6 separate regions of the Mus musculus genome follow, and regions 1, 3, 4, 5 and 6 are each linked to region 2. The links are chromatin loops, found by intact Hi-C in ENCODE. Cell type or tissue: heart. All regions are shown on one strand.

Region 1 (5,000 bases), 320 kb before region 2:
TGATGAAAACTCAATTGTACCATGTTTTAAATTTCAGTGTGACCGGTATTGTTGTATAGAGTCTAAATATTAAAATATACCCAGATGCCAGCATTTTGGTAAGAATAAGGCTATCAGGCTACCTCCACATTGGGGACAATTAGGGAAGGACAGATGAATCAGTTGGTGGTGTCCACTGTAGTTTGGGATCAAGTCCTATAGAACTGCATCAGTGTAGCTCGAACAGTGCAAGTGAACACTATTGTTTGAAGCTCTGGAGAAGAAATGATCAACCCTGATTTTGTGCTTTTCAAAAACAGCTGAGCATTTTTCTTCCTTGGTCTCCAGAAGCACTTAGCATCCATGTAGGGTGTTTCGGGCCTGTTGATTTGCTTCGGTATCTACCATCCCTCTACAGGGGTCTAGATTTATTTATTTATTTATTTATTTATTTATTTATTTATTGCCTTTCTGGAGTGCTCTTGGGTAATCAATCAGATGGCCAATATGCCAGACTCCAGGGTCTCCAGCTACATAGTGCCTCAGTCTGGATGGGAAAGGAAGAGGGAATAAGAAAGGCTAACAGCTGAGAGAAATGGTTTCCCCAGCCCTCAGGGAGCTGACCAGCCGAGCTTGAGCCCCATGGAGCAGCTTCTTCTTGCCTCAAGCAACATAGCCTGCAGGCAACAATAGCAGTGGCACCATAGTGACCTCTGGAGGAGGCCCAGCTGGGATCTGCCAGCTGAAGCAGCAGTGCGCCCCGCCAAGGAAACAGAGCCTGACTGCCCTGTTGCTAAGTCATCTCAGACTGTTTGAAAAGCCGGGGAAGCAGAGTTTTCACTTATCCTTGAAAACCCGGGCAGTGTGAGCTGCATCGGGAGACCCGGGGACCCAGGAGAGCACTCTCTAGAGGATCAGCAACATCTGTTACTACCCTGGAGGAAATGGCTCTGCTCACACACTTGGTTGATTCTTAATGAGATCGATACAACCATTTCAGAAATCTATTCCAAAAAAAAAAAAAAAAAAAAAAAAAAAAAAAGGAAAGAAAGAAAAAAAACCTGACCAAATTAGGGAATTAAAAATCAAAAAAAGCATGGTGATTGCAAAATGAACATTAGGATTGGTGGGTGGGGTGACTTCTGAGATTCTTGTAAATGGCTGTTTCTTAGCTGGACAACACAGGTGTCTTCACTTTGTGAAAATTCAGTGAACTGTTCTCTGCGGTTTGTGCTTTTCCCTCTCTCTCTCTCAAATATTCTTCCTTCCTTCCTTTCTTCCTTTCCTCCTTCCCTCCTTCTTTCCCTTTCTTTCCTACTTTCTGCTGTTAAGAAGACAAATCTGGATTTAGGACTAAATGCTAGTAAAGCCAGGACATAACGCACAGAATTCCTTGGCTGCATCTATTTTCTCCTCCAACAGAAAGAGGCTTGAATAAAGCCTGGAACGGATCGCATAAGGAATGATCAAACCCGGTAACAAAGCGGGAAGATAAACGTGGTTGCAAGGCGATGGCTGAGCCTCCTCCCTGTACCAAGAGGTGCCCACAAGTAGATGACTTGTTCAAAGACAAGGTCAGAAGACTGCCTGCTGAATCTGTGATGTTAGCCTGCTGGCACTCCTATCTAGACCGGGTCACACAAGTAGTGACACTGCAGTAGCCGTTCTCCTGGCACAGCTTTGCTCCGTGACCTTGAGTCTGTCCCTCACTCTTCCTCCCTCATGTCTGTTCTCAAGCTCTAAAAATGGGCGTGATGATTCCTCTCCTGGCACCACAATGGGTGATTCTGAACATTCTGGAGATGAAAAAGCACTTCTTAATGGATTGTTTCCAGAAATATTAAGTAAAAAAAAAAAAAAAAGATTTAAAAACACCTAGCCATTAATTCCCACAATAGCCACACCCAAAGTCAGTACTTGTGAGTTTTTCCAAGGAGAAAAACGTGGAAATAAACGAAGTTTGAGAAACAGATCAAAAGCCCGTAATCTGAAAATGAAGGATGATTACTGAGACATTCAGAAAAAGCATTCCACTTTTGAAATCTCTTATTCTTGATCTTCCCCTCATGAAAAATCACGACAGGCTTTCTGATCACTTTTTTTTCCTTTTAAGCTGAAAGGGAAAATCCGTGCTTTAAAGTTAAACAAAAGAACCGGGTCTGCAACTCCAGTCCCCACCCTGAAGCCTTTTGTTCTGGGGACAAGTGGGCATTTCCAAATGCAGAGGCAGGTGACAAGCTTTTGTTTATTTATTTATTCATCTAAACCAAAATCATTTCATCCATCTTTTATTGGCATGATAGGGAGAAGGAAAGGAGGGCTACGTGAACGCCCTTTGTCCGCCTCGGGCTGCCGTAGAGACCGCAGTGCGGACTGCACCACGCCCACCAGCCGGTGTCTCCTAGCAGAAACGTTTCAGCACCACCCCAAGAGAATAGAGCGCTCAGGCTGGAGCTGCACACGGACCCGGGGACTTCTGCCAGGGATGAAGTGAAGGGAGGGATGCGAGGGGGGCGGAATAAAGCAGAGGCTAGAGCTGCCACCGGGGAGTCGGGAGCGCAACAAAACCGCTCACAGCCAAAGGTGGGCGCAAGGCCCCCTGACAGCGCGAGGCTCGGGCAGAGCCAGCATCGTGCCAGCCGGGGGCGCCGCAGTGCGGGGGCAGGTGCGGCTGTCCAGCGCGGGCACTGCGGCAGACCGGGTGGGGCTGAAGGGCGGGCCGATGGTTGCCCGCCCAAGGCTGTGCCCTCCCGGACCCTCCCAGCCCCGCCCAGGGTTCCCCGGGAACCGCTATTCCGCTACCGCAGAGCCCGTTCCTGGTGCGCGCAGCAGCGCAGGAGCTGACCCTCCCCTGCCACCTCCTCCTCCCATTCAAGCTATGGCTCCTGAAGCTAAGACTTTTCAAAGAAGCCCACCCACGCAACCTGGGGTCCCATTGTCCTTTCTGAAAGCTGCAGCCAGGACCTCAGGGGCAAGAGCGAGGCTGGGCTTCGTCTAGAAACAGAGCGCAGACGGGTTCCATGCCTGTATCCTCGGGGGCTGGGGGGGAGGGGGGGGGACGGGCGTGGCCCAAGGACTAGCCTAGTCATTCCCAGGAAAGAAAGAATCGGGAAGTTTTAAGTCAGAAAAGGCATTCTCTATTCTCAGAGGGGTGTGTGTGTGTGTGTGTGTGTGTGTGTGTGTGTGTGTGTGACTGGCGGGGGCGGGGAGCACGAGGTGACTGTGATAAAGACGATTTCCATGCGGGCCTTGGCACATGGTGTTTTGACCCCAGGTTTTCGGGTAAGGGGAGGTGGGTCCCAGCCTTTGGCTAGGGCGAGAGCTGAGCTGAAAGAAGAGGTTTTGCTAGGCTCACCCCACCCTTTCTCCGCCTGCGGTTGCGGTTTTATTATGGCCTCCGCTCCTCTGACACCTGCATTTCAAAGAGCACGAGAGGAGGTAGCCAAGTCGGCGGTGGCCACGGACCCAGCCAGGTGACCTATCCCTCAGGGCTATTATAAAGATCCCCTCTCTGGGTCTCAAATAAAATAATTTAGAAATTAGCCCAGAAAAAGAGTCCAGATGGAGTGTGGGAGGTGGCCCGGAGAGGCGTGGGTGCGGGGCGTGCGGGAGAACAAGGTGGCCGTCGCGCCCTGGGTGGGGTCGTGCTGGCGCGTCTCCCCACTCACGCCCCTGGGGGGCCTCGGGACCGCTTACCCAGCTCGATGTTGCCGATGGCACGCCTCAGGTGCTCTTCGGTTACGGTCTCGCCGACCACCACCAGCAAGTAGAACTTGCTGTCTAGGAAGCGGTGCGACAGGCTGGGCGAGGTGGACGCCGCCGGGTTGCCGATGCTGCCCGATGGCTCCGGTTCGGTGGCTTCCACCACCACGGTCGCCATCCTGCCGGCTCTGCTCAAGCCTGAGAGAAGTGTTCCTCTCCCGCCGCTCCTCTGCTCTGCGGCAGGAGAAAGGATTATCTCCGAAGGTGCTGTCTCCGCTCCGCCCCCTGCGTCCCCCCTCCTCCCGGCGCACGCGTCGCCTCCCCCTCCGCCCTCTCCCTGCGCGGAAGAGAGGAGCGGGGAGTGAGAGGCCGAGGAGGCGGTGCCGTTTATATGGAGACTAGGCTAGGAGCCTGGGAGGAAGAGGAGGAGGAAAGGACCACCCGGCACGTCCTCGTGGTGGTTGCCTCCACTCCTCCAGCCCTTAGCCCAGGGCTGATGTCATCTGCAGCAAATCATTTCGCCGGCGGCCCGGAAGCTGGAAGGACGAGGTGTGTGGACAATGGTCTGGGCAGGGCCAGGAGCCAGGCTCTAGGGGACCCAAAGAACTCTGCTGCAACCCGAGGGCCTTCTGCACCATCACCCTTACATACACACACTTTCTTTGCCCTAAACCATCAACCTGGGGAGTGGGGATTACTTCCTGTTTCAGAGCGGGATTATGTCCTGAGTCAGATTCCGCATCTTCAGGCCTGTGCCTGTGCCTCATCCACGTGAAGTCAGAATTTGAGTAATTGCTGCAGTCACAGTGGGCGCTGGGTTGAGGGTACCCCGCCCAAGAACACAAACCTGAGTTTTTGACCTTGTAGATATAGAAAGGCGTATTTGTCCATTTTTTTTAAACAACAGGAATATTTATCACCTTCGCTTAAAAGAGACTTTGCAAGACCTAAGCCTAATTTGTTCAGACTTTGGAGTCTAGTCTGGAAGGACTAACTAACGCTCAAAAAAGAACTGGCTTTTGGTGCTCATGGGAAATGAATGAGAAGAGGCAGACATATTATGCTAGATACAGATTTCTTTTCTTAATATGCTGAACAGATAGCATCAGGCATAACAAAGAATAGAGAAGACACTGTCTCTGCAGGATTACAGCGACTATAATGTGCTTTTCAGTTCCTTGGGGGATACACAGGCAAAATTATTTTGTGTGACAATGATGTCTTTTAAGATACATGTAGCTTTGGGAGTTTTTATTGCTTTTGTCTATATTTAGAAGAACTCCTAATAATGTTTCTAAAGGCCATCGTAAACATTCATT
Region 2 (5,000 bases):
CAGCCAGATTTCCTGTGCTCTGGGCAGGCGGACACAGGAGGACTGCCAGATGCTTTCCACTCAGTCCCGGGTGGGCATCTGGCTGTGTGAAGCCACTGAACCCACTCGGCAGGGGGTGGACCAGGGGCAGCCCCTGGTACCAGGTTCTCAGTCTCCACCAGGTTCTCGGTCTCTGGCATCCCACACTGGGTACAGCAGAGGAGATGAGCACAGAATAGGGCCCCAGAGCAGCACCAAGTCCCAGAGATACAGGAAGAGAGGGAAGTGGGAGAAGGTTCCCATGCAGGTGAGAGTCTTTAGTACTGTCCTTGATGAACAGAGACAGTCTATGGTTTTAGAGCTTTATTGTAGAAAGGCAGGGAGAAAGGAGAAAAGGTGGAAAGAGAGAGACCGGCCATGGCCAAGAGAAAAGAAAGGGGAAAAGGAGAGAGCGAAAGGAAGGACTAGAGAGAGAGGTAAAAGCTTAGAGAGAGTAAGAGGTTAGAGAGTAAGAGCGAGGAGAGAGAGAAGAGAGTGAAGAGGGGCCAAACAGCACCTCTTATATTGGACTTGTTATCTTGTTGTTGCTAGGTAACTGGGAGGAGTCTAGCCTGAAGGTCAGAAGCTTGGGACATAGTCTACGTGACTGTTAGTCATGAGCTTCTCCTGTGGGGGATGTGGGAGCAATAACTTCAACAGGAGCCACGGGTCCAGGAGACATGAGGGAATGCCTTCCGTCCATGTAGGCGAATTATCACCACCAAGTTTTACCGGGGTTCAGACCTCAGCTCGACTGGAAACTAGGCTGCCTGTGCATAGCCCATTGCCCCACACTCCAGGTACCAAGTCTCTGGTATTCAAAGCTCTGGTAACCAAGACTCTTCAAGAATGCCATAAGCCCTACCAGAGCTGTGAGCACACATGGCCATCATGCTCAGCAAACATGTCAGGCACCAGGTGTGCATCTGAAGTAGCCTAACCAGGTTTACAGAACCCTGGCCTCGAGTAGCTTACATTCTAATGATAAGACATAGGAAAATATCCAAGAAAACTAGCCAACATGCCCACCTTCATCTTAAGTGAGACAAAGGACAGAGGTGTCTTAAGCACCATGGTAAGACAGAGCTTAGTCCTGGGGGGAAACCAGCTGCACTTGTGTTAAATTCTTTTCTGTCACTGTGATAAAACACCATGGTCAAAAGCAACTTAAGAAAGATTTAATTTGACTTACAGGTCCAAAGGTCGTGAGCCCCTCATAGTGACTAAGGCATGGGACAGTGAAAGGAACACCTTTCACCTGGTCACATTTTTTTCCCACATATAAGGAAGAAGGGACAAACAGGAAGTTGGGTAAGGTATAAACTATCAATGCCCACCCCCAGTAACATACTTCCCTTAGCAAGATTCTACCTCTTAAAGATTCTACAACTCTCCAAACAGTACCACCAACCGGGGACCAAGTGTTCAAATGCCTTTTCTGCTCATTCAGTTCCAGTCAGGGATCAACAGGGTCAGACGCCCTTAGGTAAAGATATAGTTAGTAAGTTCCAGAGAGATAAAGTCTCTTGGAGAGCAATAACCTGGGGAAAGAGGAGGAGGAGGAGGAGAACAGGCCTCAAATCTTGCAGAATTGAAGTTTTGCTTCTACCTTCTTGACAAGATGCCACCAGACTTGGCACGGTGCCAGTTCCCAGTAAAGACTACACATGTGCCTTCACGTTTGTCCCCAAATCTCTCTGATGACACCATTCTATCTGCAGCCATTGAGCACTCTTCTCAGGGTGCGTGGCATTGTCCCATAATCACTCTTTGTGGTGGCCAATCACATGGGTGTCTTTCCCAGCTTATAAGTCAGATGACTTTTATTGGCCCTAAGCTTCCGTTTTCTGACCTAAAAAAGATGCAGATCTCAGATCACTGTGACTGATAGTTGATCTGATTGTCAGCTTGATGGGACCCAGAGTCATGCTGATAACAAATCTCTGGGTGTGATTGTGAGGAACTTTCTAGATTAGGTTAATAGAGATAGAAAAACCCACCAAAATACAGGCAGTACTATTTCATGGGCTGTGATTCTAAACTGAATATAATGGGTGAAGTGGGCTGAATTCAAGCCTTCACCTTTGTCTCTTTATTGACTGTGGATACAAGCAAACGGCTTCTGTTGCCATGACTCCCCTTTCCATGGTGATCGATATCCCTCTGGAACTGTAAGCCAACATCAACCCGGCCTTGGTTGCTTTTCAGTCATCCTCTCCTAACAGACTAATGAATACAGAAGCGTCCATGAGATTACACCCTGTGACAGCACAGCCCTGAGCTGGAGAGAGCAACCACATGTAGGCAGTTCTCATGAAATGGTGAACATTTTTATTAATCATATCAGGAACTGATTCCTCGGGCTTAAATGCTTCCTAGCAGAGTGTACCAGAACCTTTGGCATCAGCTTTGACGTCTTCTAGGCTGACAAAAATGGATTACTGGAAAGGGTCTGAGAGGCGATAAAAGTGTTATGATCTAAAAGGTCTACCATTTCCCAAATAATATTGTCTCTATTGTTTATTTTTTAATGCAGCATCCTGGAAATTTCTAATCTTATTCCCTCAACGTTTCTCTCCACTCTATTGTGTTTCATGTCAGCATAAGCAGGAAGACATCGGCAACAGGACCTTCTGATGGAGAATCAATAACAGCAAGCGTAGGGTACATGACCAGAAACTCAATTCTTGCCTAGACGAGAAGAGAATTCTATTTAACCCAAGGAATACCACGGTGAGATTTCTACCTCCTGAGAAACAGAGACTCTGCAAGGGCTGAGGGAAAGGCTCCACCCTGTCTAGCTCAGGGTTTTAACTGGCTTATACAGGGCTTTGTTAAGTACCAAGCCCTAGCGCCATCTCCTGGTTGAACTGAGAACTGGAAAAGAGGCATTTTACAGAAGGACCCTTCCTCGCCTTATCAGAAATTAAGTTCAGGAGGAAAACCTGGTAATTTCGTCGGAGCGGCTGTGTTTTCAACCTCCTGTTAAGTATCTAAATGGAGAAAAGCAGATGGTAAGAGTCTCAGCCACTTACAGTCCCCACAGGGATGGCCCCTGTTATGCCACCGCTTCCTTTGTTTCTGTAAGAACTCATCACTACGCAGAGCCACCATCCTCTAGGGGCAGCTTGTGATAGCCCCTCTCCTGCCCACATACCCATCTGACCTGAGGATCCTCCTCTGCCCAAATTAGCATCCTCAACGCCTCTGCTTTCTGGAGATTACATATATATATTCTCCAGATTGTATATATAATATATATGTATATATGTGTGTGTATACACACACACACACACACACATATATATATATATATCACATTATATTATGTGTTCAGAGTCAGGCTTCTGGTCACGGCAAAACTGCAAGACCACGTTCACCCCAGACCCAGACCCAAACCCAGACCTTTCTCTGGTAAGGCTCGATTTGGTGTCTTGCCCTTTTTAGAGAAAGAAAAGCTGGATTCCTGGCCCTTGTGACCCTTTTCACTTTGAAGTCCTAGGTGAGATTGGATGGTCTAGATCAAGTTGCCACCCCCATTTAGCTCCTTACACACCTTTAAGCCAGGTGACTTGACAACATAAGGCAGAGATCCCAAAATAGCTCGAGAAATACAGGGTCAGAGAGAGTGCAAGTAACTTGGCCAAGATCTTACAGGAAGTAAACGGAAGAGGCAGAACTCTAGCTTGTACTTCCTAGTTCCTCTCGGTCACTGGAATGAATCTTTCAGAGACCTGGGATTTGGGGTTGTGCTGCTGACAACAAGGGTGCTCCTTATAGTTGCGGATGAGTGAAATGGAGGCAATTGTCTATAGACGGAGGTGCTCTTCAAGGCCCTTTGAGTGAATATGGGAAGTATTAACGTCAGGCGTTGCTTACCCCTTCTTGAACAAGATGTACCCAGTAAAATCCTTTCCCCAGTCCTCTCTCACTCGATGAGCGATTGAACCCTAGTTCATACCCAAAGCCTGGGTTTTTAGGACCCTGTTAGTAGTTTTCTCACAGTGTCCATGCCTGAGGATTGATTTCTCATGGCTATTTGCAAAAGCACAAATACAAATGCTATTAACTGGCAATAAAACCAGCCAGCCGACTCTAAAAGCCAGTACTGGCAACTGCTCCATGGTCTTTGGGGACCTTCAGTTTGCCAGGTCCCACTAAAGCAAACATTTCTTTTGATGTCAAGATTCCAAGGGCGGCAACCTTGTCTCTTGCTCAAAATTTATAGAATGATGATGGAGAGAACCACAGAGAGCCGTCAGGGTTCCTAATGCCAGAACCACCCTTCCTGAATCAATATATAGATTTCTTTCTTTTTTCAAGTAACATTACTTTTTATTTTAAAAAGAAAAAAGAAAAATGAAGAAATTGAATCAGCATTATTAAACCATTTTTTTGGATTCCTGCATCGGACGCCGTGCATCAAAGATGTACATGCATACAGACAAACCTCTTCAAGGAACCGTAATCTAGTGACAGGAGACAGCTGACACAGGAAGCAGACAGAGAAACAGCCAGCAGCCACAGTCAGTGTGCGATGGAGCACTGCAGACAACAGCAGTTATTCATGGTCAGAAGGGAAAGCGAGAATGTGGGAAACAGACAGAAAGCGTTGGTGTGCCTGCTTTCCTGGACCCCGTGGTGCCATTGAGCTGGTCTATAAAACGATGGAGTAAAACCTTCTTTCTCTTTTTAAAAGCTACACACATTTTGGTTCCCATATTTTCGCTGTCCGTGGGGCTGGGTTTCAGAAGACATCACAGGCACGTGCAGACAGAAGCCTCCCTGTCCCTCTCTTTTCTTCTTCCTCCCCCCTCCCATCCCCTCTCCCCAGTTCCCTTTGTTCTCCTAGGCAGTTGTAATTTGTGTATCCAGATAAAATCTAGAATGCACAACAAGAGAGAACGCACAGTGTTGGCCTCTCTGAGTCTGACTTAATTCACTCAACATTATCCCTTGTTGCATCCATTTTCCTATAAATG
Region 3 (5,000 bases), 340 kb before region 2:
CACGATGGCAGAGTTCAATGTGATGTCACAGCCCTGGAGGAGTTAAGGGGAGAGGAGCCCTGTAAGGTAAAGGTCAGCTCAGTAAGGCTCACACCAAAGAGCAAGACAAACAGTAAGAGGATATTCTGCTAATTACCATGGAGCAAGTCAACCTTACCGGGGGACTCTTAAATACACGAAAATAAATGAAATGAATGAAAATAAGAACGCAACTCCCTCTAGAAAAATACGGCTTTTGAATCATCTCAAAGACTGTAACATGCTGACAGCTTTGAATGGCAGATTTCCGCAAACAGAGATTCTGCCATACAATGACTGCTTCAACTTGGGCTGAGTTAAAGAAGTGGGTTGGCATGGAGACAGACAAGAAGATGCTCTGTTCCAAATTCACGAGTCTTTGAAGAACTCATGAAAAGACATAGAACCATCACTACTAATGACAACAAACATGGCCATGGTGATTTAAAGTAAACCGGTGTCATGCAAAAAGGTACGTCGAGGGGGAAGCCTCACGGGAGAAGAGATGCATAGAACGCAATCAAAGTATCCATTTTAGCATGTTTCACCCAAGGAAGAAAGCAGCGTATTAATAACATCATTTAATACGGCCTCACTATCTCCACCCTTCACATAGCATGTAGCTCCCGAATACTCATAAATCCACTGTGTGTAGAACAGGGTCTTCAGTAAGGAAACTGAGGCACAGAGCATTGACGTATAACATGGAGCTTGCATTTGAACCTGTGTGGTCCAGCCCTAACTGTTCTGCACTCCCCCTTTACCTGTTCAGTCAGACTCAGGAAGGCTGGAGAGGCTCGAACTCAGTCCTTTACACCTGTCCATAATTCTAGGCTGCAAGACACACTTTGGGGGAAACCGGTCTCATTTCTTGAGCCTTCCTCCTCTTAAGAACCAAAGAGAGCCGAGTCTGGATGAGGCCTCTGTGGTTGGCAACCTGGACTGGATAGAGTTTAGGAAATGTCCCTGTAAGGGGAGGCGGCATTGGGTGGGACTCAAGAGGGATCGTGAGATTCCCGAAGGAGAACCTATGCAACCTTGCCTGTTGACACATGCTGAGCCTAGAAGAACATTTCCAGGGAGAAAACAAACAGAACTCAAAATGGGACCTTTAAAAAAGCTCTACAGCACATGATAAAATGAGTACTCTGGCCTGAGAGTCAGTGGAAAATTATATCTTAAAAAAAAAATTATAAGGCTTTCTTAAAGGAACAAAGCAGACTTCTGGAAAATAATGGTATCCCCAAAATTAATTTAGACATGTCCTCTATGAAACGATAGAGAGCCACCCAAAGTTGAGTGAGCCACCATGCAAGCAAGCGGCATCACGATGACCTATGAAAAGCAAACGGTAGAGATAACCAGCCTGGCGGACGCTGGAGCACCCTCACTTCCTATGAATCCAGTAAACAAAGGCAGGCAGGAGGATGCTGAGCCTCTGAGGACCTCTCTGAGTGCTGTGGTTCCATTACTGCAGAACCTCAGTAACAGTTACAACCAACCCCTGAGTTCTGACGCCCCTATGTTTAAACGCGCTGGTTTCTTTCTCTGGTCCCTGGAGTTACTGATGCCACCAACCAATTGTCACTAATCACGAGTCTCTAGGTGGTCAGTGAAAACTCGTGTCAGCCTCTAGCCTTTTTTCTTATATCTCAACAGAATAGTGTAAAGTCTTCTGAAAAATATTCATACATTTAACATTTACCATCTTTATAGAAAGATCTTAAATAATTTCCATTTCCCGCTTCCTATTTCCTAAGCCATAGAGGATCGTAAGCTTCCGGTGATCCTCACAAAGTCTACAACAAAACCAAAAACAACCCTGCATCCTCTACAACGAGGCAGTGCAGACTGCTAACTTAGGAAATATAAGTAGCGACCATCATCCTTCTTAAGCACAAAAGAAAAAGACTTTTGCTGAATTTCACCCGTGAAGGCCCTTCCCTTGTTATCCTTGGAGGACCTGTTCCTCTGTCATATGCTAGATGGCGCTACACTCTCCTCTCCTCCTTAGCAGTTGGAGGCACATACTTGTGTGACTGAGAAGTGCCCCTGAATCTTTTTTTTTTTAAGATTTATTTATTTATTATATGTAAGTACACTGTAGCAATCTTCAGACACACCAGAAGAGGGCCGTCAGACCTCGTTACGGATCATTGTGAGCCACCATGTGGTTGCTGGGATTTGAACTCCGGACCTTTGGAAGAGCAGTCAGGTGCTCTTACCCACTGAGCTATCTCACCAGCCCGCCTCTGAATCTTGATGGACAGTTAGTTCCAACCACAGGAGAGTGTGTGGGAACAAACGTCTGTTTATTAATTAATTAATTAGCTAATTAATTAATTAATTAACTAATATATCACATCGTTATTAGCCCTCATATATGACAGAGCCCCAGACTCCACAGACAAGCGATGCCCATTAGGGACAGTGAGCAGGTGAGTGTGAAGAGTTACATTTTGATTCATCCCAGTAAGTTCTCCTGCTCTACTCTGAATGCCCAAGAACTTCATACAAACACATCTTGGCTTGACCCATCGGCTATGTTCACAGTTAACAGTTATGACTACCTTTGTATATAAAGCACTTTACCAAATATATTAGTGACTTTTTTTTTTACTATGAGTTGATGTTATCAAAAAAAAATAGCAGGATATTAAGTGTAAAAGGATCTTTGAGATAAAGTTTAGAAAACACTGAAGTTCAAGAATTTATCCATAAGAGCACACATCTAATCAGCAGAGGTGATTCAAGCCCAGGTTGTCCATCCCAGGCCCACCTGTGGAGGGCTCTATCTCTCTCAGAAATTGGTTGTTTGTTTTTGTCAAGTCTCTGAAAGTTGATAGTTTGTAAATAAATATCCAACACCTTCATGCTAAAAGGAAATCTATAACAACAAAAAAAAGTGCTAATAATGTAAGCAATGACTGCACGTTTTCATTTGTCTAACATGGCTTATTTTTCACTCTGTAAAGTGGTTCTAGTTTCTTGAGCCAGTGATTTCTCATGACTCACCATCTTGACCTTGTCTGCCTAGGTCCTGGCATTACCCTCTAAGGCTCTTTAACTTAAAGCCTCTTTGTCTCTGTGGTTTCTCACAAGGAAAAGGAGTAGGATCAGAAAGTTAGACTCCTGGAAGGTTCCGTTCTGAAATCTGCTCCGTGATTAATTTAAGGTCTTGCTTTTACTTACTCAAAGTATGTTTTTGTTTATTTCCTTTATTTTTTTTCTTCCTGAATTGTAAATCGGAACTTCTGTTGTTTTTGTTGCTAACTAATTTCAAATTTGCGAGGAGTCTGTTTACCAGGCATAGAGAATCCATTTGCCGTATGAAGTTTGCTTAGGTTGCCAGCAGCAGAATGTCTACGGAGAGAAGCCTATTTCTAGATGACCCCATGGAGTGAGCTAATTTGACACATTATTTCATTTGTATTTATACACTGGAATGATATTCCAAAGGCACAAAATAATCTCTGTTCTATGTATAAAACAAGAAAACAAAAAGCAGACAGGACATAATAGCATAACCAACCGTGATGTAAGGCTTATTTAAAAAACAAAACACTGACCTCCTGCCTAAAAATAACCCAAACCAACATGGTTTGTAAAAAACATGACTGTGATTGGAGAGTAGGGAGACACACTATTTTAAAAAATGAAGTGGAAATATGAAAGCAAGAGAGAAGCAGACAACATGGAGGTTGTGTGTGAATGAATGATATGTGTGAAGGCCCAATGCAAAACCAAGCGACAGTCAAATGAGGGGGGCTCTGTTACTGTTTGCACATAGAAAACTTTTTTTCTCCTAGAGTATATTCTGAGTCACAATGAGAAGCGTATTTTAGCAACCACGTTGATCAGTGATAGCTGGTTATCCTTATCAACCACGATGTACTATCACCGTAGCATGTGCTACACTTTCGTACAGGTAACAATGTAGAGGGGTTTTCATCAGCGTGGCCGGGGGCATGTCACGTTTCCCTGTGATGTTATGGCATCCCTTAAAAAAACAGTGTTTCCCAGATCTATTAGGAGTTTATGCAACCTCAATTGCTTATGCTCCTATAGTAGTGTACAACTGTAATTTAAAAGTGAAGTGATACACCCCCCACCCCCCCACACACATTATGAATATAAGTGGAAATATAAGTGGCTCCAAAATGTAAACTTTTAAGATATTTTGGGCAACAAGCTTTTAAAAACAATTTCACTTTCCATGCGTTTTAGATCAGGGGTTCTCAACCTGTGGGTCGCGGCCCCTCTCGGGTCAAACAATCTTTCACAGGGGTTGCTACAAGATATCCTGCATATCGAATATTTGTGTTATGATTTATAACAGTAGCAAAATCACAGTTATGGAGTAGCAGTGAAAATGCCTTTATAGTTGGGGGGGGGTCACTACAACATGAGGGAAAATGTATTAAAGGCTCTTAGCATTAGGAAGGCTGAGAGCCACTGCTCTAAATCTTGACTGGATTTTGTGTTTAGTGGCTTCTTAAAGGATTGTGGGGTGAAGAAATCAACTACACTTTACATTACACTTTCAGAGAGGAGGAGGGTGTGGCTGGGGCTCTGTGACCCCTTCAGTGATGCTGCCTGTGCATCTAGTAAATGACAATACTTGCTTAAAGGGTGAACTAAAAAAGAGAAAGAGGAAGGCATCTCATTCTGTCTCCTCTCTGCTATCTTTAAAGACATCACTCTGGAAAGAAGAAGGAAGAATACATTTCCAAACCCATATTTACTACAAATATCTTAATTGATTCAGGGAGTCTAAGTGAATTCTGACGTATTTGCCTAAAACAAAACAAAACAAAACAAAACAAAACAAAACAAAAGGACTGTATCACTGAATTTGTAAAACTTGGAGAAGAATAACCCCTCAAAAAGTTATCAACAGAACCTTGAGTGACTGACCACCATACTGTTGTCAACATACATTATCACTAATAGCACTATTACATACATACATTTTTCTTTCA
Region 4 (5,000 bases), 460 kb before region 2:
TTCTCTACTTTAGAATCTGAATTGAAATTGAAGCCACCTCTGTAATGTCTGGGGTGAGCAAGTCAGCTTCTAGAAGCCATGGGTGGAAACCTGACTTGAACCCAGGGCTTAGGGAGCAGGCCAGCATATCTGCCTGTGCGTGGCCGTCAGAGGCCGTCTCGGTGGTAACCAGAACAGAGTTGGGATGAGACCTTAAACTGTGACGGACAGTCAGCCCTAAAGAAAGGCCAACATGTAGAGATCAGCAGCCGTATGACCGCCTTTGTATTGTGGAGGGTGGGTGCTTTCAAGCCTTGATAGCAGAATGGGAGAGGCAGTTTAAGCTCCAGTTTGATGTGTGACTTGGAGCCTGTTAAGCTGACTGTAGATACTGGCTCCCCGGGGGAACACCTGGCTTTCTCATTAAGCCCAAAGCCTCAGACCCTGTGAGCATGAGGGCCTGGTCTGCTTAGCTTCTCAGAAACACTGTACGCTTAAATGGTATTGTCAGCATTTCAGTCAGTTCTGTCATGATTAACAAACAAAAAAGCAGTCCATGTAAGACTAGGTCACAGAAAGACTGGGGCTTCTGATCCGTCGTGGGTTTCAGTCATAAATAGTGTTAGTGATCCCCGCTAACTTTCGTGCACTCTTTATCCTTATGTCTCCTGCCTCTGAAAGGCTCACAAAGCACAGGTTCTCTGAGTTGTTTCCTGCAGTACAGTCCTTTGTCAACAGCTCTTTCTATTGGCTGTTTTCATGACATAGTCAGGAACCTTGAACCAAGCCTGTGGGATGCAGAGACAAACTAAAGCTTCTGCTTATGTGCAGTGTTTGCAGGTGAGTTTGCAGCTTGCTTCTAGGAGCTGCCACAGTGTTAGAGAGCGGAGCAGATGAGCGGAGGTTTAGGGGGAGTTGGTGGGAGGGAGCAGGAGTCGCAGTTGGTTGCATCATGACTTTAAGGCCAAGAGCAAGTCCATCCTTAAGTATTTCCAGATGTTCTGTGTCTAGGGAAGGGATACTTAGAACCTTTGTGGATTCTCTTCACTGATCGTGACTGCTGTGATTTCCATGATAGATTTCCCTTTATGGTTGTTTTAAACAGACAGGGTTTTTTGGAGGCCTGTTCTGTTTCTTTAAATATCAACGTTGGTTTTAAGACAGCATCCTCATTTTCTAGGTGAGTTTGGGACTTAAAGCAGTCTTTCGTAGACCAAGCAGCCAGTGAGGGAAATACTCACCGCTTCATGGTCCATACTTAGGGGCGGGGGCTGGGTGTTGGGTGCCTCCCAGAGGTGATAGATAATCCAGGAGTCTTCATTGCTAAAAGCCTTGGCACAGTTGATAGGAAAGGCGTGGGAAGAATGTTAAAATGAGACTCCGAGGGTCTCATAGGTACAGATCACCCCAGTTCTCAGCTTGCTGAGTTAGTGGTAGGTAGTGAAAGGTATCATGTCTCTCATAACGAACACAGTGTTCTCAGAGCACAGCCACAGTGGCCTCCCGTCCTGAGAGTGTCCTGTGCTTTCTGGTTTGTTTCCTGTCCCCTGTTTTGCCTCATCTATACTTGCCCTGACTTTTAATATAACTTCTGACCCTTCCTTAAAATTATATTTCAGCTACTTACTGACTTGTCAGAAAATGATTTGTCTTTACTTGAGAAGCAGTTTTAAAGGGAGGTTCAGTTGTGGTCTCTGAGGTCAGGGTACCAGGCCTTGAGAGTCAGGTGTGGCATATGCTAACATAGTTAACATATAAATAACATATGTAATACTGTTACACCCTCCACCCCTCCCTCTTTACTAATCGATATTAAATAATCCTCCTGTCTCCGTAGATAGGAGGCTTGGAGGAATTGTTTAAAAGCTGCTGCAGGGTCTCGAGCAGAGGAGGTGAATGGTTGCTGAGATTTAGCTTAGATAGTAGCCAGGCTTCGTCCCTGAAAGACAAGGACTATTTTTCTCTTCACTTTTCTTTAAGGGAAATTGTGTTTTAAATTCAGATTTTGGTTTTTAAACCCATTATTCTCCAGTGATCTTTGCCAGATTTCACTAAGGGTATCAACAGTCCAGGCCTCAGCAGGATTCAGAAATGGGGAGAGACAGGTAGGTGCTTATGAAGGGTGCTCAGTACCCAGAGGCAAAGGATGTCAAATTTGGGGGAAGCGTCCTGATCCTAAAAGACATCAGGTTGCCCTATAAATAGCTACAAGTTGCAAAGCTTTACGGCAACCATAGCAGACCAAAAGGGGGCAGCAGAGAGTCATCTGCATTCTGTCTGCAGGGAAGGGATTCCCGAGTAGAAAAAGCCTGCCCCAACCCAACCTTAGCCCAGTGCTACTGAGTTGGTAACTAAAGCACAGAATAGATAGCGACTAGGGGTTCTGGGCTGCAGACAGTCACACAGCTGAGAGAGAACTTGTATGTCTCTTCTGATGATAGAGCAAGCAGCAGCTCGGCATGGCTGAAGCTGTCGGCTCTTCTCAGCACTCCTCTTTCCCTGATGGAGAAGTTGAGTAACCTGCTTGTGTAGCCCATTGCTACATGGAAGGTTGGGTTGATCTACTGTGGCCTTCAAGGTTAGGATGAAACAGACAACATTTTTCATATTTCAAAAATAGAAAAAGATGATTAAGGCTTTTAACTTTATAAAGGAAAAAAAAAGTCTGTATTTTAATGTTTCCTGGCAATCTTTTTATTATACCTCCATTTATCTGTTTTAAGTGAATCTGTTTAAGTTAATTTAGATTTCACTTATAAAGTTAATCTAATTTTTGCAGAATTATTTGAGGGCCTGAGAAGATAATCCTAAAATCGAGTGAAAGAATAAATGGCCATGAATACTCACGCTGGGTTATGGGGGCAGGCAGGGAGGGGTTGTTTTTGGTTTCTAGTTTATTGGGCCTCTAGTGATTATGGAACAGCTTTGAATTAAGTGACATTTTCTCATTTCTTTTTGTTTTTATACAAGACTTTTCAGCCCAGTAAATTAACCCCCAATTAATGTATGCTTTTGTTTTTAGCATGTATATGTGATTCATATAGAATCACATTAATTATGAGATATAGATTTATACATATATACCTTATATGCATACCTTATATCCCTTATATACTTAATACCTTATATGTGTATATATATATACCTTATATACTTACATACCTATATGCATAAAACATATGTCCCTAGTCTTTTTTCTGCCATTTATTGAACAACCCATGACCCATGTTGTGCTTTGACATAGGAAGTAGTCTACAGTTCTACCTGTATCAGTGCTCAACTTGTATCATGAAGCATGTTTAGCAGCCTCGTTAGTTCTCAGACGTATTTTCCAAACGCTTCGTTTGAATGTGTAGTTCCTGCATCCTCCTCCCAGCGGAGCCTTAGATGATAGCTGAGCTCCTCAGAGATGTGGCCACAAACCTCAGACAGCCTATGGGGCTTTTTCGCTGATGATAATCATAATCCAATGTCCTCGTCCTCATCCTCTCCTAGAATAGCCTGCAGATTCCAGGGGGACTTCTGGATCCCCCTCTTGTAGATGAAGGATATAAACCAAGAAACCTTTCCAAGGCCAAGCAGCTAGAGACTGACCAAAGACCTTACCCTGGATTTATTTGGTTCTTCCTCTAAACCTGAGGGAACATTGTTTCCATATCATCCAGGCTCATAAAAACATTGTTTGCCTGCTCCACAAATGTCCGGTCAGGTTAGCTTCACATCCCCTCAGCAGCGTGCTGCTCCTGAAAGCACACTCGGTATGTGTGTTTATGTCACCTTCTGTAGTGGTGTCGAAACACTCCTTCCTATCCCGGAACACCCATGGTACAAAGAGAGCAGAGAGGCAGAAATAGCCTGGGTTTGTTTTCTCATGTCAGTAGAGATCTATAAACCGCTGGGCTTTTGGAAGATATTTTAATAGAGGATGACTTTTCAAGCTAAGGCTGTGTGCTGACAATAGTGCTGTAAGTTTATCATATTTATGACTCCCAGATTTTATTTGAAGGAGTTGACTGAAAGACTAGAGATGGGCTCTTTCCCTGCTACCATGTAAAGTTAGCTTTCGCCTCTGGACAGAGTGTAGATTTGAAGTCAAGGCTGGCGTCTTAGGGCTGACCTTAATGTACATGTTTATTGAGGTGAGAATCGCTGAGGACGTTCTAATGCCGTGTCCTCCCCCGTCCCCCTCCACCCACCTTCTCTTGGCTTTCATTTGTTAGTATTACCTTTCTTTGTAGATAATAATCATTTGGGCTCCACTCTCAGATCCTTCTAGCCAAGTACTTTGTGGTAGTTCTGCGTTCCCTAGATACTTATTTGGAAAGCGACATTGGAGCACTTTATTTCTCAGAATTTTGATATCTTATTATGGTAAAATAGTACAGAGTCTCTTTTATTTGTTTTGATATCTTCATCTTTGGCAGAAATAAGTCTGACCCTTCCCCTGTGGACAGAGTGTATTCTCTCTCTGGAGCACGGCCAGCTATGGTTCGAGTGTTGAGGATGATTCTATCATAGTGACTTTGTGATCTCTGCACCGGAACATAGCTGATCTTTAGAAAATGTTTGTTTGACTGGATGACAAAATGAAATTTATAAGCCAATTAATATTTAAAGCTCTGATTGTGTGCATGTTGTTTTCCTCTGTTCATACATCGTTTGAACTCGTCAAATGAGCAAATGAGGATAACTTGGGGGTGCATTTTCAGATAGATTACATAGTGAAATATAGAATGCCAACCTAGGGCCATGCTGTGGTAAGCAGTAAGCACTGGGCTGGAACCCACAGGTCTGTGTGGTTCCACCAACACAAACAGTCTGAGTCTTGTCAAGTTGCTTAAGCCTTGCTGATCTCAGCTTCTTCATCTTTAAAGTAAATAGAGAAAACTAGAAACCACTCTCCCCTGCCTGTGGAAATGATCTGGAAAGAGTCAAGCCTGGTCCAAGCTACAGAGGAACTGTGTTCTCTGTGGGGCTGTCTCTAGGGCTCTGAGCTCCCCTTGGGAGACAAGGAGATTCCT
Region 5 (5,000 bases), 170 kb before region 2:
AACTATAACACCATTTTTAAAAAGTCACACATAGCATCCTCAAGCTGTCTGCTTGATAACGATTTTGCTGCAGCAGAGCGAGTGAGGCCTTGGCTGGGGTTCAGCAGGTTGTGAGTGTCACCAGGTTGAGGAGGAGGTCTGGCTAAAGCACTTAAAAGAATCCTTCCCATACCTACTCATCATCGCTTAGGAAAATAAGTATTTTCCCAGTAACATGGCCGGTTTATGAGTTGTACTTAATTCTCTCTCTCTCTCTCTCTCTCTCTCTCTCTCTGTGTGTGTGTGTGTGTGTGTGTGTGTGTGTGTGTGTGTGTGCGCGCGAGTGAGGGGGAGGGAGTGTTAATGTTGCCATGGTAGCCCTCTTTAGTTCCAAACCTTTACCTTGTCGTTATGAACAATAATTAGATGTAATGCTTTATGGTGGTGAAGTACCTCGTAAGCTCCTGATAATTGTAAAGCAATTAACTCAGGCTCCCTAAGACACCGGTTGGTGTGATTAACCCCATGAGAAGATGCAGCCTCAAAGAAGGGGAGTCACGTGGAGAGAGCAATTCTGCTTTGTAGTGGCACAAAGATCTTCCAATCGGAACCTACACCATGTCCACCATAGGCCAGCCCCTGCCCTGAGGCAGGGTGCTCAGATGGTAGGGTGGGGTGGCAGAGGACTTGTCCTGAGACCCCTGAGAAAGAAGTAAGCAACACTAAAGCCCAGGCATCTAGTCCTTGGTGTGTTATTTTCCTGGGTATGAACATATAACTCCTATAGGAAAAAAATCAGCTTTTGGCTTGGAAAGGAACTGAGAAAGTCACAGGGGATACGGGAAGAGGAAAACAGGCTGCTTAGCTAGTGTGAGCTAAATTTTCTTGAAATCAATAATTTTGTCTTCCCAAAGCTGTGGCATTTGGGATTAGTTTTGAGCCTGCCAGCTTTCTAATTATTGTCCTATGAAATAAACAATGCATATGCTCGTAGGCACCTATAGAAAGCCAGGAAGAGGGTGCACAGCCTTGATGCAAAGTGCTATCAGTTATGTATACCTATATCTACAAGAAGGATGATTTTGTTATATTGTGTATTTTATAACTATTCATTTAACATTATACATATCTACATAGATAAATGATAGAAAGATGATAGATAACAGATGATAGATGTTTGTTTGTTTGTTTGTTTGTTTGTTTGAAGACAGTTTCTCAATGGTTCTGGCTGTCTTGGAAACTTGCTCTGTAGTCCAGGCTGGCCTCGAACTCACATAGATCTGCCTGCCTCTGCCTCCCAAGTGCTGGGAGTAAAGGCATGGGCCACCACGACCCAGCAATAAATTTTTCTTTTAATTGCAACTACGCCCCTTGAAGTGAATGGGTCATGCCCATTGGCTCTTTTGTGTCAATTGAAACTGTATGTCCATCTCCCAGCTCAGCTCTGGGAGGGCTTAGCAATAGATGGCAGGCTCAGCCAGGGCTCTGAAGGAAACCTGTCTGTGGGGACATTTGGGACCCCTGAGACCACCTTCACCAATGTTTTGCAAATGGGAAGACGGCCCAAGTCAGTCCCTGCCGAGCTGCAGTCTCCTGAACTCCTCCGCACAGCCAGATGAGCCCTGTTACCCTAAGAGCACACAGCTGCCCAGATGCTGTGCTGGGAATGGAGGAGTGAGCACGGTGAGTCCCGGATTCTGTTTTACTCCAACCAAGAAACTGTGTAGCATATTTGGAGAGACTGTTTGTACCAGAAAAACCAATTTGCTGTGATTAGTTCCATTCCATTGAGGAGACTTTCGCTCTCTATGCATTTGAGAAGCAGATTTGAGTCCCTTCTGGTGATTTCCCTCTGTGAGCAGAAGGCACTTCCCAAAACTTCTATTACAAACCAAATGCAAGCATGACTAGGGCTGCTTGGGTCTGCAAGATAGAGAGCCTGTGAGGCGTGGAAAGATGACGTGGCCCTTCAGTGTCTGCTGGAGTCCTGAGAGGATGGAGAGGAGCCAGGCATAGAAGGGAGACCTTGAGAGAAATGGGCAGGGCTCTCTCGTGTCCAGTGTCACTCACACGCATAGTTCTGTGGGTGACAAGGACTAATGCTGATTTATCTCTGATCCTTACAGTGTGTGAGGAGCTCAAGCCACCGCTGAGCTAGAGATGAAAGAGGAGCTGTGAACTGCAGGCACAGGGCCTAACCTCAAGCCAGAGAAACCCACAGGTCTTCTGGAGAGTTTTCAGAGAGCAAGACAAGAGTGGAGGAGAATGAAAGGCATCATGGGAAAGCACCAGAGAGGGGAGCAGCTCTGAGAACAGCCCTGGGAGAAGCAGGGTCCTGACAGACGTTTCCCTTCTTTCTGTCCCTATGCAGGAGCCAGCACATTCCATCTTTCTTTCATAAAGATCAGCACACATTGTCATACAGACATTCTGTTACCAAAGATGGACCACCAGTGACTTCTACACATTAGCTAAGGCCTTATGGATTGATCTACCGGTAAAGGGATATGAGAAGATGCTAAATCTTACCAGGGAGGGGAGTGGGGGTGTGTGTGAGGAGAAACTAGCCACTGTATCCATGCTTGATGTCTTTAGTTAATCAGAGAGGATTCTTGGTATGCCTGGTATGGATAGAAAAAGAAGATGGAAGTCTGGATTGCTAGCAGGCATCCCTCTCCATGTTTCTCATTTTCTGCCGTTCCCTTTCATCCCCTCCATCCTAACCCAAAGGAAGCCAGTGTAGGTGGTCACTGCAGGAGGCAGAACCGGGACTGGGAGGGAGCAGCCTACCCAGGTGTGAGCACAGGCTGCTGCAGGTGGGAACCTGTGGGTGTCACCCAACTGGTGCTTGTCAGCACGCTCTCTTTGCCTTGGAGAAGGCCAATAAGATCTGTTCTTCCCAGTGTTGCAGGCTCATGAGGCCTGGGTTCAAGTGGGAGCCACCGGGAGAGCAGGCGGCACCTCCTTTGTGTTCCTCACACGAATTTGTAAGACCTTGCATGTTTACTCCTGGCGCTGCATGCATGCAGTTTTCCTGATTAACACAGCAGGAGCCCTGTGCAAGAGAACATCAGAATTTATGGGAGCAGCTGCTCTGCCAGCAGCAATGGCTTCCCAGGGAGGCCACAGATTGAGGTGTTCAGATCCTGGAGAAGCAGAGACCCCTGACCACTTCAGTGAGGGTCAAGTGGAGACCAGAGACAGAGTCATCATTTCTACAGCGAGATGAACTGGAATTCATACAGTCAAGCATCCTAAGATCCTATAGTGATGGAGCTCACTCTGTGTGTATGTGTGTGTGTGTGTGTGTGTGTGTGTGTGTGTGTGTGTGTGTGTGTGTTGTAGTCATCCCTGGCTCACTGTGTGTGTGTTGGGAGGAGGGCAGCTGTGCTACAGTCTTCCCTGGCATTTTCTCATTTCATGCTTCAAATTATTTTGGTCAGTAAAAACCCCTTTTCACCAATGAGGTCGTCTTCAGACTCCAGTCCTAAAGTCCATCCTCACGTTCTCCGCCAGCCTCAGCCCACCTTCTCCCCCCACCTCACTCACTCTTGTCTTGGGACTGGGCCGTTGCCAGCGATTAATTAAAGCTTGGTAATTAGGGAAATGAATTGTTTACTATTGGCTGTCCATCATGAAGTTGGGCGTCTTCCGTTCACTGCACACAGAGCCTGACCCCAGTCACAGTTTACACTGTACAGCTTGCCATAACGGATTCACGGCATCTTCCTTGCAACATGGGGAGCATCCAGGGTGGCGGCTTTCTTTTATTCCCAGCAGCCAACACCATGTACTCAATGTTTATTGAGTGGCTGACTGAAAAAAAAAAACTTTTTAATAAAATACATGAAAGGGCAAACCTAGGTTTAGTGGCGTGTGCCTGTAATCCCTCCATATGGGAGGTGGAGTCAGGAGGATCAGGAGTACAAGGCTATCCTCAGCTACATTGTGAGTTCACGGCCAGCCTGGGCTACATGAGTCCTTGTCAAAGGGACAGTATCAACAGTGGGCTGCAGGAAATTGTGACAAAATCCCCTATGATGTACCTCTGACATCAAGGGAGATACCATTTCCAGGGACTGGAGATGGCTGGGAAAGCTGGATCCTACTTCCAGGCAGAGGACAGAAGCATCGTGGGAAATGTCTTGTATTAAAGACAAAAAAGAGCAAGTGAAATCTTTCCTGGGGCTCAGCTGCTGTAGCCACCACGTTTCATTTCGCTCTGCCATCTTCCCTGGGAATGACTTCCACCCTGGGGGTGCCAGAGGCTCAGGAAGTTCCCCAGACACCTGGACCAAAGTTGACAAGGGAACTCTCCACTCACAGAGCTGTCCTGCCTGGCCCAATTTAACCCTCATCCAGCAGGCTGCTTCAACCAGTCCCCCAGTTCCAGGGCAAAGAGAAACTAGATTGTCTGATGAGATCTGTTCTTTCAGAAGGCCAGCTTTATTTTCACCCTTGAGCCTGTGGTCTTCTAGGTGTCTGTAAAATTGGAGAATTATTTTTACCAAGAGGTAGAAATAAAATCATTTCTCTGGCCCCTTGCCTGCACATCCTGCAGAGTGTGGGCTCCAGGGGTGGGAGTTGGCTGACCTTTGCAGAGGCAAAACTGGCCTGCAGTCCTTCCTGGCCACTCTCCAGCTAGGCTAATCTACTGAGGTTTTGTTTGTTTATTTATTTTGTTTTGTTGCATTTCTCTCTTTGAATGCCAATCTTCTTATCAATAAAATGCACAGGGATGGCCCAACCGTATAAATTAAAAAAAAAAAAAAAGGCTGGTAAAAATGTTTATTTTGTTTTGCACTTTTGTTTTTAAGATAAATCTTAACACAACCTGTGTTAGCTTTTCCTCCCTATTTATAGGAAGAGCAACATGCCATTTTTGCTGATCCGGAACCATTCTCATTTTTATCTGTGGTTTTGTTATCTGTACAGGACCAGTAAGTGAAGGCTGAAATAATGAACAAACAGAAAAATAAGCAGGAACATCTATGTCTGGTAGCAGAGCCTGGAGATATCAG
Region 6 (5,000 bases), 230 kb before region 2:
AGCTTCCCCAAGCCTCCTTGCAATCACCATTGTCAAAAGCAAAAACTGTGCAAAGCCTGGAGCTCCGTATTCATCTGGTTTGCTTTTAATTCTCCCTCTGGAACTATGGAATGTTGGAGCTAGAACATTTTGGATGACCTTGGATAGCTCTTGAGAGCCCTTTTTATAGTCAGAAGGGAACACAGTGCACAAAGACACCTGGAGACTTAGAGTTGGACACATTACTGAGCTAGGAGAAAGAAAGAAAAAGAAGTGTGAGCTTTGGAGGTGGAGGCAGTTGGGAGGTAGAAACAGAAGTTTCTCAGGCATAATTATTCTACGATGTCAACTTGGCTTCACCCTGTCAATCTGAGGCACCCACATCCTAATCCTGTACCTTCACACTGAAACACTACCATCCTGGGTGCCAGCAACAAAGACTGAAGGAGAAGGGCTGACACTAAGCCAGTGAGCATCCATCTAGTTGTAATCCACAGAAGGATACCAAGACTAAGCAACCAAGCCTTGCTACAGCTTTTGTTACAGGGGTAAGTACTGAGGACCGTGAAACTACTTCAAATAATCCCATAGTGGTGGTTGCACATTTGATTAAACACACAGCTGTACAACACCAGAGGTGAACCCTAGTGGGAGTGAGAATGGCCTCCATAGGCTCCTATGTTTGAATGCTTAGTCACTGTATAATGGAACTGTTTGGGAAAGATTAGGAGGTGTGGCCTTGTTGGAAGAAGTGTGTCATGGGGGGTGAGGGGTGGGTGGTAGGGGTGGGTTTTGAGGGTTTAAAAGCCTACACTAGATCCAGTCTCTGTCTCCATCTCTCTTTCTCCCTCTACTGCCTGTAGATCAAGATGTAAGGCTCTCAGCTACTGCTCCAACACTATGCCAGTCTGCTTTCCACCATGATGGTAATGGACTAACCTTCTGAAACTGTAAGCAAACCCCCAACTAAATTCTTTCTTTCATAAGAGTTGTCTTGGTCGTAGTGTCTCCTCATTATAATAGCACATTAACTAAGACACCTAGTGTTAACCATGGGTTGTGAGTAGTGACTGGGTGCCAATATATCTGCTCAGCGGCAACCATGTAATTGTGGATAGGGATTCCAGTAAGGAAGTGAGATGTGATGCATGTATGGGAATGGGGGTTATAGGGATCCTGTGAACTAAAGCTCGATATATACTTAGAAGGTGCTCTAAAAATAGTTCATTAAAAACCTGATTTGTGTGTGTGTGTGTGTGTGTGTGTGTGTGTGTGTGTGTTGCCTTGAAGATCAGCTGGGAGTTACCACAGTTAGTTGATGGAGAGGTTGCAAGGTGGGATAGCTCTGACCTGGGCTCCCTCAGTAAGTAAGCCTGACTTCTAGGCCCTAATTTGTAAACAGGACTGAAAGAGATCCTGTTTCTGCACACACACACACACACACACACACACACACACACACACACACATGGCCTTGGGCTTGAGAGTAGGTGATGGGACTCTTCCCTGGTGGCAGTAAAACCCTTGTGTGGCTCCTACAGCACCGCTCTCATCACAGAGGCTGGGTATTGAACATAGTGTATGCTGGCATTTAGGATCTATAAGTTGTTTGACCTCGACCTGTTTGTTTAGCTGTCCCTCCTCCTTAAGCCCACCCAGATGCTGTCCTGGGCCCATACTGATTTCCTAGATGCTTGCTTCCTTTTGGTAACTCCAGCAGATAAGTATTCTACCTCAAGCAGAATGCTATTTTTAACATCAGCTGTGGGTTCTCAGTCTGTCACCTCCTGTCCCAGGCTTGTCCCATCCACTTGTCAGATTGTAGGGCCTGAGCCTCTTCAAGAGAATGACAGGTGGCAGCCTGGACTGTATATCTAGATCATATCTCTTATGTTCCTTTTGAATGCTGGAGAGTGTTTTGTTTGTTTTTCTTACCAAACCTTAGCATTTGCTGGAGGAGTTAGAGAACCCTGGCAGTCCCTGAGACTTTAATCAGCAAAAACATCTGATGAGAGAAAGAGAGAGAGAGAGAGAGAATTAGAGTTCAAGGTTCCCTTTTGTTTACATAGCCAAGCACCTAGCTGGGGCTTCCATTCTGGGCTCTGCAGAGCTGCATGCTGACCGCTCTGAGTCCATGCTTGCTGCAGAGGGCAAGACCATCTAGATGGGGCTTCCTGTCATTGTAGGAATGGTAGAGTGGAGAGAGAGAGAGGGAGAGGGAGAGGGAGAGGGAGAGGGAGAGGGAGAGGGAGAGGGAGAGGGAGAGGGAGAGGGAGAGGGAGAGGGAGAGGGAGAGGGAGAGGGAGAGGGAGAGGGAGAGGGAGAGGGAGAGGGAGAGGGAGAGAGAGAGAGAACACAAAAGAACTTTTAAGACCGCAAATCTCACAAACATAGAGGCCATGGTAACCTTTGAATTTGTAACACACCCAGCCTTTCTTTGGTCCTCTGGACACTTTGATCACTGGGCTTGCAATTAAGATACCCACCACTAGAGGTGCAGTGTTGTGTATTAGCCTGCAAAAGCAAGTATCCTCTGCTTTGGCAAGGAGGTACAGGTGAATACTGGTAGCTGCTGACTTACAACAGTTGCTTAGAGCAGTGGTTCTCAACCTGTGGTCATGGCCCCTTTGGGAATGCAAACCAGGTATCCTGCATATCAGATATTTACATTATGGTTCATAACAGCAGCAAAATTACAGTTATGAAAGAGCAATGAAATAATTTTATGGTTGGGGTCACCACAACATATGGAAGTGTATTAAAGAGTCACAGCATTAGGAAGCTTGAGAACCACTGGCTTAGAGGCTCCTGTGGATACCACGACCCCACACTCAGCTGACACACCTTTGCAATCCATATGAGTTTTGTTAGCTTTACCCTAGGTACCTGGAGCGAGGCATCTGCTTCCTTGGAACCATCTGCTCATTGGAAGTGGTTAAAGAGCTCAAGAGTCTGTACTTATAGCGAACCAAATCACAAACTCTTCCTGACGCCACCTGGATACATCGGGTTTGCAAACATCCAGAAAAACAGTCTTCTAAAACCACCCCAGTCTTGGCTCTCCCATCCTGGGTGAGCATGTAGCCTAGCCCAGACTGTCTGCAAGCTTTTCCTGAGTCATGCCACCATCCAGACTGGCCTGATGAATTCCAGACTTCACATCACAGGTCATCACATTCATCTCCTTGGCAGTGTTTGTGTGTTACTGGAAAGTGACAGTGTGACTTTTCTGCAGCTTCCGGGGCAGCCATGGAACCAAGCTGAGCTCTCCTGGAGTTGTCTCTCCGTGCAGGCAATCAGCTCCAGTCGCAGAAGTGGCAAAAGGAGCCGTGCCACCACATGCATCTGAATGTCAATCAAGGCCAGGAGTAACCATGCTTAAAAGCGTGGCGTGGGGTATTGTCCAGTCCTGGAGAAGGGAAACTAGAAGCACGGGCCAAAGGAAAAGAACGTCAAAAGCAGGATTCGCCAATTTATTTACTTCTTATGGATCTACACACGAACATACATGCTGACTTGATGCCAGTTTTACTGTTCCAAACACACTCCTCCAAAGTTCCAAATACTTACTGAACACCTGCTGTGTTCCAGACATCTTGACCAAGGCCAGGCATCAGTCTTGCTTTAGTAGAGCCAGGAGCCCAGCATGGGAGAAGGAGTCCTTGCCATCGGTTCACACCAATAGCTCAGGGATCACAGCCCGTGAGGAGCATGACCAGGAGGCCCAGGGACTCACAGAAGAGCAGTGTGATGGCTAATATTGATTGACAGCCAGATTAGACTGAGGGACACCTAGGAGGAGGTCAAACATGTTCCTGGGAGTGTCCTTAGATGGCTTAATTCAATGGTGGTTTAAAATTGGACTAGGTTGTTGGGAGATGGCAGAACAATGGAACAAGAGGTGGTTGGGATAGAGGTCACCAGGGCTATGTCCTTGGGGGCTGTGGCTTGTCTTAGATCGTTCACTGACCTTTGAGTCAGCTCTTCCTCCACAAACTCCACTGTCATGAGGGCCTGCCTCAGGCAATGGAGCGGCAAGTGGACTGCAACCACAGGCCAGGTAAATCTTCCTTTCTTTCTTTAAGCCATTCATTCACTTGGTCACAGTGACAATAAAAGCACAGGGTGATGTGCTAGTGTACAGTGATCAGCAAAGGCTGGTTGTTTAATTTCCAGCGAGGTTGCAAAAGTCAGTTGTTTGCAAAACTTAAATGGGCTTTACCACTAACTAAATTATGTTAAAGAACAAATATTTAGAAGTCATCCCTGCCTTGCTCTTCTTACAGTTTCTGCGGCAGAGAGTGGTTTTGTTCTTCTTATCTGTGTGGGTGACAGAAATCTAGAATGACAAATTCCTGTTTTCTCTCCCCAGCTCCGCTGGTCATCATGCTGCTAGCTCCGAGTTGGCCACAGTGATGTGCTTACAACACAGATAAGCAGCAAAGGTGGCTATGGATTAGAGCTATTTTTGTCCCAAAGAGATGAGGGTGAGGTGTTTTCGAGCATAGCACCACCTGGGGCCAATTAACAGGGAGCTGGGGTTAAGCTGGAAACAGGAGAACTGCACAGGAAGAGGAAGGAAGGCTGAGCAGAGCCCACCAGTCGTCTCCTCTCCTCATTCTGATCTTGCTATTGAAGCACAGCCATTGTTCGGTCATGGAAGCCACTGGCTCAACTATACAGTTACATATCCCAGCTTTCATGATGCTTAGTGTTGGAGCCACTGGGAAAGGTAGTTTGACACTCCCCTGCCCCCTCCCCACCCCACCCCCACACACAAGGGGTCGTAACCCACAGGTTGAGAACTACTGAATTAAGACATAAACATTGTCTTGAGGGGTGACTTTGAGTGTATCTAACATGAAGAGGGAGGAGTGAACAGAAGAACTAGTTTATGCTAGTGGAACAGGTTGATAGTGTTAACTCTCAAATCCACAGGTTTTGAGCTCTTGACATTCCCTGCTTTTTATAATCTGGTGGGAGGGGTCTTGCAGGGGCAGTATTGTGTCTCTAAGGTATCA

The links. Hi-C counts contacts between places; a loop is a spot of excess contacts. Peaks named below come from ENCODE experiments on the same cell type or tissue, not always from the same donor. Only the 100,000 strongest peaks of a DNase experiment are listed, where the experiment ranks them.
Region 1: it touches region 2 in a loop (4-fold over the local background); 17 of 42 quality-filtered maps call a loop at or near these places.
Region 3: a loop joins it to region 2, with 2.6 times the contacts of the local background. A loop is called at or near these places in 11 of 42 quality-filtered maps.
Region 4: it touches region 2 in a loop (5-fold over the local background); 34 of 42 quality-filtered maps call a loop at or near these places.
Region 5: it touches region 2 in a loop (2.2-fold over the local background); 2 of 42 quality-filtered maps call a loop at or near these places.
Region 6: it touches region 2 in a loop (2.5-fold over the local background); 8 of 42 quality-filtered maps call a loop at or near these places.

What each region holds. Positions count from the first base shown.
Region 1 is chr13:99,512,629-99,517,628 of GRCm38, forward strand. Map1b (microtubule-associated protein 1B) reads right to left here and starts at 3,974. Exons shown (of 7, transcript NM_008634.2): 1 at 3,676-3,974. The coding sequence starts at 3,859. Gm26559 (predicted gene, 26559) reads left to right here and starts at 4,006. Exons shown (of 2, transcript NR_167891.1): 1 at 4,006-4,230. In heart, CTCF peaks have their summits at 696 (motif pointing left), 2,598 (motif pointing right) and 3,995; DNase peaks (open chromatin) are centred at 723, 2,383, 2,803, 4,103 and 1 weaker place; H3K4me3 peaks cover 4,284 bases; H3K27ac peaks cover 4,134 bases.
Region 2 is chr13:99,835,117-99,840,116 of GRCm38, forward strand. No RefSeq gene overlaps it. Among named protein-coding and RNA genes, the nearest start is that of Cartpt, 63 kb to the right of the region's middle. In heart, a CTCF peak has its summit at 2,884 (motif pointing left); a DNase peak (open chromatin) is centred at 2,895; H3K27ac peaks cover 620 bases.
Region 3 is chr13:99,494,297-99,499,296 of GRCm38, forward strand. The region is part of intron 2 of Map1b (microtubule-associated protein 1B); the gene reads right to left. Among named protein-coding and RNA genes, the nearest start is that of Map1b, 20 kb to the right of the region's middle. In heart, a CTCF peak has its summit at 1,995; no DNase peak of the experiment used is centred here.
Region 4 is chr13:99,373,492-99,378,491 of GRCm38, forward strand. All of the region lies in intron 4 of Mrps27 (mitochondrial ribosomal protein S27), which reads left to right. Among named protein-coding and RNA genes, the nearest start is that of Mrps27, 31 kb to the left of the region's middle. In heart, a CTCF peak has its summit at 2,226 (motif pointing right); a DNase peak (open chromatin) is centred at 2,230.
Region 5 is chr13:99,668,345-99,673,344 of GRCm38, forward strand. No RefSeq gene overlaps it. Among named protein-coding and RNA genes, the nearest start is that of Gm24471, 22 kb to the right of the region's middle. In heart, no CTCF peak of the experiment used is centred here; a DNase peak (open chromatin) is centred at 1,957; H3K27ac peaks cover 820 bases.
Region 6 is chr13:99,604,309-99,609,308 of GRCm38, forward strand. No RefSeq gene overlaps it. Among named protein-coding and RNA genes, the nearest start is that of Gm24471, 86 kb to the right of the region's middle. In heart, a CTCF peak has its summit at 2,467; no DNase peak of the experiment used is centred here; H3K27ac peaks cover 3,123 bases.